Linked DNA regions of Mus musculus: region 1 is linked to region 2. The links are chromatin loops, found by intact Hi-C in ENCODE. Cell type or tissue: left cerebral cortex. All regions are shown on one strand. Links, peaks and the distances in the headings refer to the core of each region. The heading gives the core; the rest is flanking DNA.

Region 1 (5,361 bases), core at 1,270-3,769, 120 kb after region 2:
TAGATGTGTCCAAAATTGAGATCTCACCGTATCATTTTTAATTCCATCATCTTCTATTCTGTTTTATTGTTTAATAGAAACTCAACCACATGCACGGGACTGTGTGCTTATGCATTGTGCATTTTGGGATGGGTCAGGTCTTTCTACCCATGACTGGCCTTGAACTTGCATCCACCCCCTTGCATTGCTAAGGGCTGGGACTGTAGGCATGCATCCATACCCGGCTTCATGTGGGTATGTCCTCAGCATTTCTGCTGCTGGTAACTGCACAATGGAGAACCACGGTGTATAGATGTTTTGTCAGAGTATCTCCGTGCTTAAAACCTTCCGGGACATTCCAGTCTGGAAGGAGAGCTGTGGATACTAGTTCCCTATCAACGACCGATGGAAAATCCAATTCTTTCCCACCGTGGAATGGAGCTGAAGGTTATGAAATGTATTTCCCCCCCCAGTAATTTAAAAGCTAGCACCTTAGCAACATTTACTGAGTATCTATTATAGAATATGAGTCAAGATAGTGACTGTGGATAAACACAGCTCCTGAGTCAAGATTTCTATAGGCGGCAGAAATAAGTACATGAAACGACCCTTGTGTACCCACCCCAGAGGGCGCTCCTGCTCACACACACTGTCCTACCCCCTTCTCTCAGTGTTTCCTGAGGAGGCAGTGGGTTTCAGGCCATGCTACCCCCAAATATGATGCCTTGTCACACTGAGTATCTTAAGCGGAAGGGTCTGGAAACAGGTGCAGGAAAAGCTCCTTGTTTCCCCCCTTTTCCTTTGAAGCAGGTCGGAAGATGCTCACAGGAAAGGCTCTCTCCCTGCACAAGAAGATGGAGAGCAGAGGCGAGAGGAACAGTTTGTGTTTGTTTGTTTTTGAGACAAGCTCGTCCTTGGTAACCCAGACTGGCCTCAGACTCATGGTAGTTTTCCCTGCCTCAGTCTCTGGAGTGTTGTGATTATAGGCACAGCCCACCATACCTGACAGGCAAGCAGCCAGGCCCCTAAGAGGAAGGGATGCCAAGGGGAATCTGAAGAAATGGGCATCGCCAAGATGCTCTCGGGGGGCTAGCCTTAGCTCGTACCCATCTGTCTCATCACACTTCCCCTTGGCTTCCATTCTCCACCCAGGCTGAGCCATTTCTTGAGGTCTCTGTTTCCTTACAAACACTCCTCTGCCACGAAAAACTTACACATGTCTATATATAACTCTTGTCAAGCTGTCTTGTTAGTTTAATTTATCAAAAGCCCCAGGCATAGAATTTAAAGTGGACTAGAAGAAAAAAAAATCCTTTTCTAGCCTAGAAAAGAGATGGGAGGAATAAGGATTTTAAGGATATAGATTCCCAGAAATTCTGTTATTTCCCTGATTAATTCCACATTGTATTTCTGTATCTATCTATCTATCTATCTATCTATCTATCTATCTATCTATCATCTATCTATCATCTATCTATCTATCTATCTATCTATCTCTATCTATCAGGATGAGGTCTCACGTAGAAGCCCAGGTTAACCTTGAACTCATGGCAATCCTCCTGTCCCAGCTTCTCAACTTCCAGAATTATGTATGTTCGAGTCACCACATCTACCATGTTTTCTGATTTTACTCCCTAAATTTGTAACTAATAACTCTTTGCTTGTGTTAAATAAAAATTGGTAATAATTAAAACAATGGGAACCCTGCTTAGTTATTCTTTAGCATTCTTCAGAATGTACCCAAAAAGGCATCCTTCTTCAGCAGATTCAAATTACCCTGTAGCCATAAAACATCCCCTTGAGACATATTTCCTAGTGTTTATAAATAGTTTTCTTGAGTGTTCTTCACAATAAAGTCCCTAAGCATTTGCTGAAGAAGTGGGTTCCAATACATTTGACCATTTTGATATTGACAACGCAAAGGAGCCCTCTCTCTCTCTCTCCCTCTCTCTCTCTTCCTCTCTCTCGCTCTCTCTCCCTCTCTCTCTCTGGCATCCATATCATGCATTTCAAAACTCCTTGTTCTCATCTTTCATTCATCTCTCTTCAACTATCCAGTCGATGCATGTGCCCAATACCCCTATCTTCAAATGAGAGGAGAGAAAAAGGGCTCGTAAGAAATGGAAGCTTAGCCGGGCATGGTGGCACACGCCTTTAATCCCAGCACTCGGGAAGCAGAGGCAGGTGGATTTCTGAGTTCGAGGCCAGCCTGGTCTACAAAGTGAGTTCCAGGCCAGCCAGAGCTATACAGAGAAACCCTGTTTCGAAAAACCAAAACCAAACCAAAACACACACACACAAAGAAATGGAGGCTTTTGCCGGCAGTGATGGAGGAAGACCACCCAGAGATACAATACCGCTCAGCAAATGCGCATATCAAACCAGAACGTGCTTCCATTGGCTATAACAGGACCTGCCTGTTATATGCGAACCCGGCTTCTTTCAAACAACAAAGGGAATTTCTAGTCTCTAAGAAGGCTAAGTTAGTGTTTCTTTTACGGGTTTATCCGTGTAGGATGGATAACAGCATGCTGCGTGGGAAGCCTTTCTCCCAAACAACTACGTGAACCCTGCCTGCCCCCTGGTGGAGATCTGTAGGATAGTCCTAGATTTCTCTGCCGGTGAAGAACTGAAGCTAGCTTAGCAATTAGGCAGCGAGGGTCCAGTGCTGAGAGAGCCAACAGAGCAAGAAGCATCAGACTTTGGCGGGAATCTGCCCCCGCCCCCAAGGTGGTCCTGGAGCCTCTTGCTTTGGGTTAAGATGGGAACGTCGCTGTGTTTAAAGGCATGCAGTTGATTGTAATGTGCCAGTTGGATTCAATTTCCCTCGAAAATCCATCGTTTAACTGAAACCCTGGCAGCGAAGTGCTCGGCACTGGTGTTTGCTTTAATGCAGTAAGGAAGTTTTAGGGATCCTCACGAGTTGGCTGCTGCTGCTATAACTGGACGAACCATGGATTTGCCTGATTTTGGAGGGAGTGAGAGGATCGTGTTCTGCCTCTCCCCACCCCTGCCCCTTTGCTTTGGTCCAACATAACCCGGTTGGCTTCAGGCAGGTCCCTCCAAATTGTGCGCGAGGACGCCTCTCTGGTGCCCCCTCGTGATGGATCCACGAAGTGCCGCATCGTATTTAGAACTTGGAAGGATCCAGGCTGCAATTCCCTTTTTCCCTCTCACTCTAAAGAAGCGTCTGTCTGGGCTCACATACCTGCGCAGTTGGGCTTGTCTAGGGTTCAGCTTTAGGGTAGGTGCTGGGAAGACGGCTCAGGGTTTAGGAGCACTCAACGCTCTTCCAGAGGACCCAGGTTCGTTTTCCAGCACCGGCTTGGTGGTTGGCAATAGACTGTCACTCCAGTTCTGAGGACGATGGTACATTCTGGGTTCTTCAAGCACAGCATGCACACGGTGCACAGACAGATCTGCAGGCAAAGCACCCATATACATAAAATAAGTATTGAGGAGCAAGTCTCTGGTGATTGACAGCACACGCATCGACGGAACTCTCAGGGTAGCGTCTGCTCATCTCTATTTCCAGTCCTAACACTCGCCCCAAGGATTGGAGACGTAGACCTATGCCCCGAGATTGAGCAATTAGCTGCATCCGTGAAGTAAGTGAACAGGATGGTGATGCTGAGGACGGGGCTGGGTGCCCGTCAGGGGTGGGCTCCACTGGCGTGTGCAGAGGAATCCTTTAAGATGATTTGGTGAAAGGGCACGGAGTAGGGGGCGCATGAGGTGAGGTTGGATGACGCTGGGGAATTGCATCTCCAGTTTTGACCCAGAGTTCACCGTGGTGCTGTCACATTTAGAAAAGCTGTGACTCTGGTATGGACCGCACCAAGCGCCAGAGAGAACTGACAAGCTGGTGAGGACGGTGTGGATGCTAATGGACCGCATGGGAGCGGGCATCCTCACATGAAAGATGCTGATGAGGGGCATGGGAATCGGCGTCCTCACGTGAAAGATGCTGCCTGTGGTGTGGGAAAGAGAGCTCAGCCAGCGGATGCATACATTTGTGAGTGTGTGTTGTGAGTTCCTGTGTGTGCTGTGAGTTCATGTGGTGTCGCGCCCACCTCGGCCGGCAAGGAAGACACAACACGGTCGGATTCTTCTCAACAGCCTTTATTGCAGGAACACCTTGATGCTGCTACGGGGACCCCGGGAACCCAGGGAGGTCTGCTTATATGCACCCCAGCACAGGGAAAGGCTTCGTGTCCTCCTGGGATTGGTCAGTCTGTCGATGCCTAATTAGCATGCACCTGCTCGGGAGGGGTTGGCGCCAATCTCTGGTTTACACCTGCGCTGATGTTGTTTATGACAACGGCACACCAGAAACCTGCGCCATCTTAGAGTTGGCTTCCTACAATGTGGGTATTGTGAGTTTGTGTGTATATGTATGTTGTAAATTTGTGTTGTGTGTTGTGAACTCATATGTGTGTTGTGAGTTCATTTGTGTGTGTGTTGTGAATTCATATGTGTGTTGTGAGTTCATTTGTGTGTGTGTTGTGAATTTGTATGTTGTGAGTTCATGTGTGTTGTGAGTTCATATGTGTGTGTCCTATTCTGGGAGTAGTGGAAATACAGGAGTTTTAGTAAAGTTACCTACTTTAGAAATGTCATTCATTCGCTGTGGGACAATTTTGAGGAACAATATTTGTGTTACTAGTTTTGACAAATGACATCTTGCCAATGAAGTTATTACTTCATAGGCACCACTTTCAGCAAGTGATATTGGAACTTTGTAAATTAAGAGTCTGTGAATTGGAGTCTGTTTGGGGCTCCTGTGGGGGCGTCTCCCTGAAGTAGACATGGCAGGTGAGTGGGTATGTACCTGGGACAGAATTTCATTTCCAGGGCAGCAATAATCTCATCACCAAACCATCCTGCCTCTCATCACTTATTAGGTAGGGTGTTGAGCCAAGCTTCCTGGCCTCTAATTCACCATCACCAGGTCTTACAGAGCTCACAGTTCCTGGGCCCTAGGCTCTTTCCACTTTAGGTGCTGAGAAACAGCTTCTCCAGTAGCCTCAGAGGAAAAAAACCCAAAACCAAAACAACAACAACAACAACAAAAACAGTCCAGAGGGCCGGACATGGTGGTGCCCAGTTGTAATCCAAAAACTTGGGAGATGGAGGTAGGAGGAGTTTAAAGCCAGCCTGGGCCGCATGGGTTCCTATAGCAGGCAGGCAAGTGAAGCAAAACTACTGTTGTAGTTATGGTTTCTACTGCTGTGACAAAACACCATGACCAAAAAGCAAGTTGAGGAGGAAAGGGTTTATTTGGCTTACACTTCCACATTGATGTTCACCACTAAAGAAATCAGGACGGGAACTCACACAGAGCAGGAACCCGGAGGCAGGAGCTGATGCAGAGGCCATGCA
Region 2 (5,361 bases), core at 1,655-4,154:
ATCTTGAAGCTTTCTAGTTTTGACTGATTTTTTTTTTGAGGTTTGATAGAATTAAAAAAACAAAAGGGCAAAAAACAAACAAACAAACAAACAAAACAACAACAACCAAAACCCATCTCCCCAAACCATGGAGCAGATAAAAGGGCATAGATGAAACCAAGAAAACAAACAGAAGCCCTGGCAGGAAGGGAAGGAAAGAATGCTCCTTTGTCTTTTAGTTTTCAGTAAGCGTCCACTTTGCAGTGTATCACTGTGACTCTTCGGAAGAAAGCCAGGGTGAGCAGAGTGGTCACCTGCACACACGCAACACACTGGTGTCTCTTGGCATCTACTCTTTGGGCAAAGACAGCCCTCTCATTACTGAATTTATGTGACTGTTTCACATAAACATCTATCTGTATTGATATTGATTATTATCTATTGATAATGGTATTCTCACCTGTTGCCTTGTATCAGTCCTGGGGGCCATGTCTGGGGCCAAAGCAATTAGAAATGTTTTTATTTACCTAACCCCATACCCAAAGTGTCTGCTTATACTGATTCTAAGCCCTTACTCTTAAGGTTTTTATACCCATTTTAATACAGACTCAATTATCTCATGCTTTTTCTTTCCCCTTTGCTACAGACCATAAAACCATGGGAAACGCAGAAAGCCAAAATGTAGACCACGAGTTTTATGGAGAAAAGCATGCCAGCCTGGGGCGGAAGCACACTTCACGCTCCCTGCGGCTGTCACACAAGACCCGGAGGACACGGCATGCTTCCTCCGGGAAGGCGATCCACAGGAACTCTGAAGTGAGCACCCGGTCCAGCAGCACGCCCAGCATCCCCCAGTCCCTGGCTGAAAATGGCCTGGAGCCCTTCTCCCAAGAAGGCGCCCTAGACGACTTCGGGGACCCCATCTGGGTGGACCGAGTAGATATGGGCTTGAGACCCGTATCTTACACCGATTCTTCCGTCACTCCCAGCGTAGATGGCAGCATCGTCCTCACTGCAGCCTCTGTGCAGAGCATGCCAGACTCAGAGGAGAGCCGGCTTTACGGGGATGACGCTACGTACTTGGCTGAGGGAGGCAGGAGGCAGTGTCCCTATACATCCAATGGGCCCACATTCATGGAGACAGCGAGCTTTAAGAAGAAGCGCTCCAAATCTGCAGACATCTGGCGGGAGGACAGCCTGGAATTCTCACTCTCAGATCTGAGCCAAGAACATTTAACAAGCAACGAAGAAATCTTGGGTTCCGCGGAAGAGAAGGATTGCGAGGAGGCTCGGGGGATGGAAACAGAGGCGAGTCCCCGGCAGCTCAGCACCTGTCAGCGAGCCAACTCCCTGGGTGACTTGTATGCTCAGAAAAACTCTGGGGTGAAGGCTAATGGAGGACCGAGGAACAGATTCTCAAGCTACTGCCGGAATTTGGTGTCGGATATTCCCGATCTTGCAAAGCATAAGATGCCACCGGCTGCTGCCGAAGAGACTCCTCCGTACAGTAATTACAACACGCTTCCCTGTAGGAAGTCGCACTGTCTTTCCGAGGGTGCCACCAACCCACAAATTAGCCTTAGCAAGAGCATGCAAGGCAGAAGAGCAAAAACCACCCAGGTAAAGCCTCAGAGATGTTTCAGTATTTTGGAAGTGGTGCGCGCCTCTTAAAGTGCATGATTTTGCTCTTATCGGTTTCTCTCTCTCTCTCTTTTTTTTTTTTTTTTTTGAAATCGGGCTGTACCCGGGTTTGTCTGGCAGCTGCTGCAGCTGGCATCGCTTCTGCTGCGCCCCTCTTACAGTTCTGTGGGTAGGGGGTGGAGATTAAGGGGTGTGTATGCAGCGGGGTGGGAGGGTGTGCTAGGAATGGCAATAGAGCTATTAAGTTCATACTGGGAGACTGCCTCTCAACTCAGTCCCTCCACAACACCTCCCTGATGGGACTCTGTCACCTAATCATCTCTGGACGAGCAGGCATGGTGGGTTGCAGGCGCTCGGAGCTCATATCCACACTGCAGCAGGTGGGAAGAAGTCCGTGGGCGGGCCCTCGGAAGAGGCATCCTTTGAATCAGGGCGGTCTGCGGTCACTTGTCAGCTTCTCTCTGGTGTTGGCAGGCTCGCCGTCTTACCAGGAGCCATTTCAATTTCCTGTTCCTCACGATGCGGCCAGCCCCGTCTCTGGAGGGAGGTGTAGCAGAAGGAATAATATGGGTGGGTTCCCAGTTTCTAGCTTGCAGCCAAGTTGCTTGACCTTGGGCAAACCCTGACTTCTAGAGGCTCCCTCTGGAAGGTGGGGATGAAGAGACTTAGTCGGCTTGCTTGGCAGTTTAATGCAGGAGAGAAGGGGCGTGAGCAGATTTTTAGGAGACTTGAAAAGTATCTTACCAGGGAAAGGGTGGCCCACTAGCTTGTCTGGCAATAATAGCGGGAGTGAATGTCAGACGGCCCTGCATGCTTTGGTCCTTTGCTGTTCCTTGCGGCAGGTTTTGGGGAGCTGGGGATTCTGACCAGGCTAAGAAGCCGGTAGTGGATTGTGCTTCTGATCCAAGAGTGGGTGCGCTTCTTTACTTTGAAAGACAGTGGGCATCGAGGTGACCTGCAAAGGCTGCTGCACTCCGACCTGCCCAGTAGGGGGCAGTGCTGCACTCTGGCCAGTTCGAGTCCAATGGGCAGTGGCAGTGTTACTTTTAAGGTGGGCCAGGTGGTGGAGGGCCTGGAGTGACACCGGGTTTCTTTCTGAAGAACCCTGAAGATGGATTTTGCTGACACGAAAGCCAGTCTTCTAGACCCTTCACCCCTTCCTACCTGGTTGACTCTGGGCAAGTTAGTGGTTGTTTTAAAGCCTTGATTTCTTCACCTGTCTAAGTGGAGGTATTGTGACTGGAGACTCTAGCTCAGTGGCAGGACCTCGCTTGAATGGCTTCCAAGGGGCTCTGTGTCAGATCCTTGGCATCATGGATGTACACACTCAGTAGGGATAATAATAGGACTATTCGAGAGAATGGAATTGTCCGGGAGTCCGGAAGCCTAGTACTTAGGAAGCAGCCAGGGACCGGGAATTTGGTCGCCGGCGTAACACTCGCATTGGTAGTGGTGCTGTGTGGGTAGATGACTCGGACCATTGGATGTTGGTGCCCAGATCTTGTATCACCTGAGAAGGTAAACTTTAACCTCTCTTTACTCTGATTTGAGATTATAACCAAAGTGAGATTGTGACAGAACTAACAGGTTAACTAACCACCCAGGGTCACTACTGAACGGTCAGTTTGGCAGGTCACAACAGGTGCCCTGTTAAAGGGTCCCATGGAAAGCCCTGAAGCATGGCCGTGAAGCTGTCTGCCATCAGACTGGCATTAGACGCCTGGTTCAGAGAGATACTCTGCCTGCCTTGAACTTGGCAAAGGGTGTGTTGATGCAGGCAACACCTCTGCCTGGACTGAGTAGCCTGTGCCCTATGTAAGGTTGGCAAGGGCTGCCCAGCTGTGTTCTAGAGCGCTGTCTCTAACTCCAGAGATAGCTGGACACACTGTTGCCCTTAAATACCAACCACCCATGGAAGAGGGGCAGAGTGAGCCAGCGCTCTCCTCCCCTGGGAGACTGTGGTGTGAAATCTCCATCCCTTGCCTCACGACTTCCCAAGTTAATATACAGAAGTGAGATCATCTGAGTGTGGTGTCTCATAAAGCCACGGCTTAATGCAATGCAGAGTGCTGCACACACGGAATTCTAAGGAGGCCATTAGCATGCTGGCTTGTCTGCTCACCCACCCGGTGACCTTGGGTAAGTCACTTCCTCCTGTAGCTCTTTCCCCTGTCCAGGGAGAGTGACACCATCCTCCAGCAGAGCTGTATGAGGTGAGCCAAAAGAGATGCCGGGCTTGGAAGCCTTTTGTGGAGCTAACATAATGAACGGAAGTATTATTTTGGTATTGACATTATATGTTGAGTAAGGATCTTTAATGACTTGAAACAAACCCCAGAATTATGCACAACACTATCCATCCACCCACATTTTCCTAGGCTAAGTTTGAGCCCACTGTGTTCCAAACAGTGTATTTTAAGAGACAGTGGGTGTGGAAGCTTCCTTGAAAAGAATTCTTTTTCTTCTCAAAGTTTTTGACCCAAGGGACCTCTGTCGCAAGCTTGAATCGTAGATCTCAGCCTCCTTGTCGGCCCTGGAGATGCAGTCCAGTCTCTAACAGCCCCGTCAGCCACTTCACTCCCACCGGAAAAATCTCCTGGCAAACATTTGGCTAAGAGCGTGACCTCTCAGCTTGGAGAAAATGTGCTGGATCCAAACTAATGCGGACAATTTCATTTGATTCAAAAATGATCAAAAAAGAGGTCTTGGCCATTTTTCCTGTTTGTGTGTGTTCAGTGGTTGGATTTGTTTCCGAAATGGGCAGGCTGTGGAGTTCACATGTTAACTTTGGAAGTAGCACGTTGGACGAGCCTTGGCATCTGGCACACAGTTATTTAATTCATGTGCTTTTTATGTGTACACATGTTGTGTGTAGTTTGTGCTGAGAGCTTCCCACCATTGAAGCAGGGTTTAGTTACTGATTTCAACCCAGGACACAATACACACTAGGTTGCTCCTTAGATTTAATTGATGGCTTGATGGATTTTGTCCCTTTGGTTATTCTTTCTTTGGTAACAGACTGAGGAGAGGGCAGCCTGGGGTCATGCAGAATCCAGGGTGTCAGCAAGTCTGGGCTTGGAGTTTTTGCCTCCTGCGTCCTGGTTATTTAACCTCATGAATTTGGGTTCTTTTTAAAGGAAGCTTATAGGAAGATCCAGCATTCTGGGATGAAATAAATGTAAACCTTAGATCACTGACTCTGGAAGGTTGTTACAGATGCCCACTGAATAGTGGGTTTAGTAGGGAGGTCAAGGCGTGGCTTCAGGTTCTAGAGTTCCTCCTCTGCAGCTCTGGGGCTTTCAAAGGATAAGTAGGAAAGGGGAGACGTGCCATTGGTGATCTGCCCTGTGACCAGGCACAGAATGTCTACGGGGTGCCTGAGGGAAACTTAGGCTGGGGGCCATTGTGCACACTTGAGGAGACCTTCATTGAACCTAACTAGGAGATGGAAGAATGTGACTTGGCTCTACTACTACTGTTGTAAGAAGCCACAGAATCTAGAGAGCTGCAAGGAGACTTGGGCTGAAGGGTGATGGCCAGAAGTCAGTATTTCCCAGAAGTCTGTGCACCCCAGTGTCTAGTGGGAGGCGGAGGGCTCTGTTAGAGTTTATGGATTCATTTCAGCCTAGTTTCAAGATACCAACTTCCTGAAGAACCTCACAGACCCTCTCTATCTGACTCTGTAGCTTTCCAGGGGAGAATGGTTGTCCTAGTGTTGTGTTGGTGTGAAAAGACATCAGG

The links. Peaks named below come from ENCODE experiments on the same cell type or tissue, not always from the same donor. Only the 100,000 strongest peaks of a DNase experiment are listed, where the experiment ranks them.
Region 1: it touches region 2 in a loop (6-fold over the local background); 4 of 42 quality-filtered maps call a loop at or near these places.

The regions. Positions count from the first base shown.
Region 1 is chr16:89,771,706-89,777,066 of GRCm38, reverse strand. No RefSeq gene overlaps it. Among named protein-coding and RNA genes, the nearest start is that of Gm52239, 20 kb to the left of the region's middle. In left cerebral cortex, for the core only: CTCF peaks have their summits at 2,557 (motif pointing left) and 3,100 (motif pointing left); DNase peaks (open chromatin) are centred at 2,571 and 3,046; H3K4me3 peaks cover 724 bases; H3K27ac peaks cover 278 bases.
Region 2 is chr16:89,893,843-89,899,203 of GRCm38, reverse strand. Tiam1 (T cell lymphoma invasion and metastasis 1) reads left to right here. Exons shown (of 28, transcript NM_009384.3): 4 at 626-1,599. The coding sequence starts at 637. Among named protein-coding and RNA genes, the nearest start is that of Tiam1, 64 kb to the left of the region's middle. In left cerebral cortex, for the core only: a CTCF peak has its summit at 2,611 (motif pointing right); DNase peaks (open chromatin) are centred at 2,102, 2,582, 3,631 and 3,935; H3K4me3 peaks cover 2,215 bases; H3K27ac peaks cover 877 bases.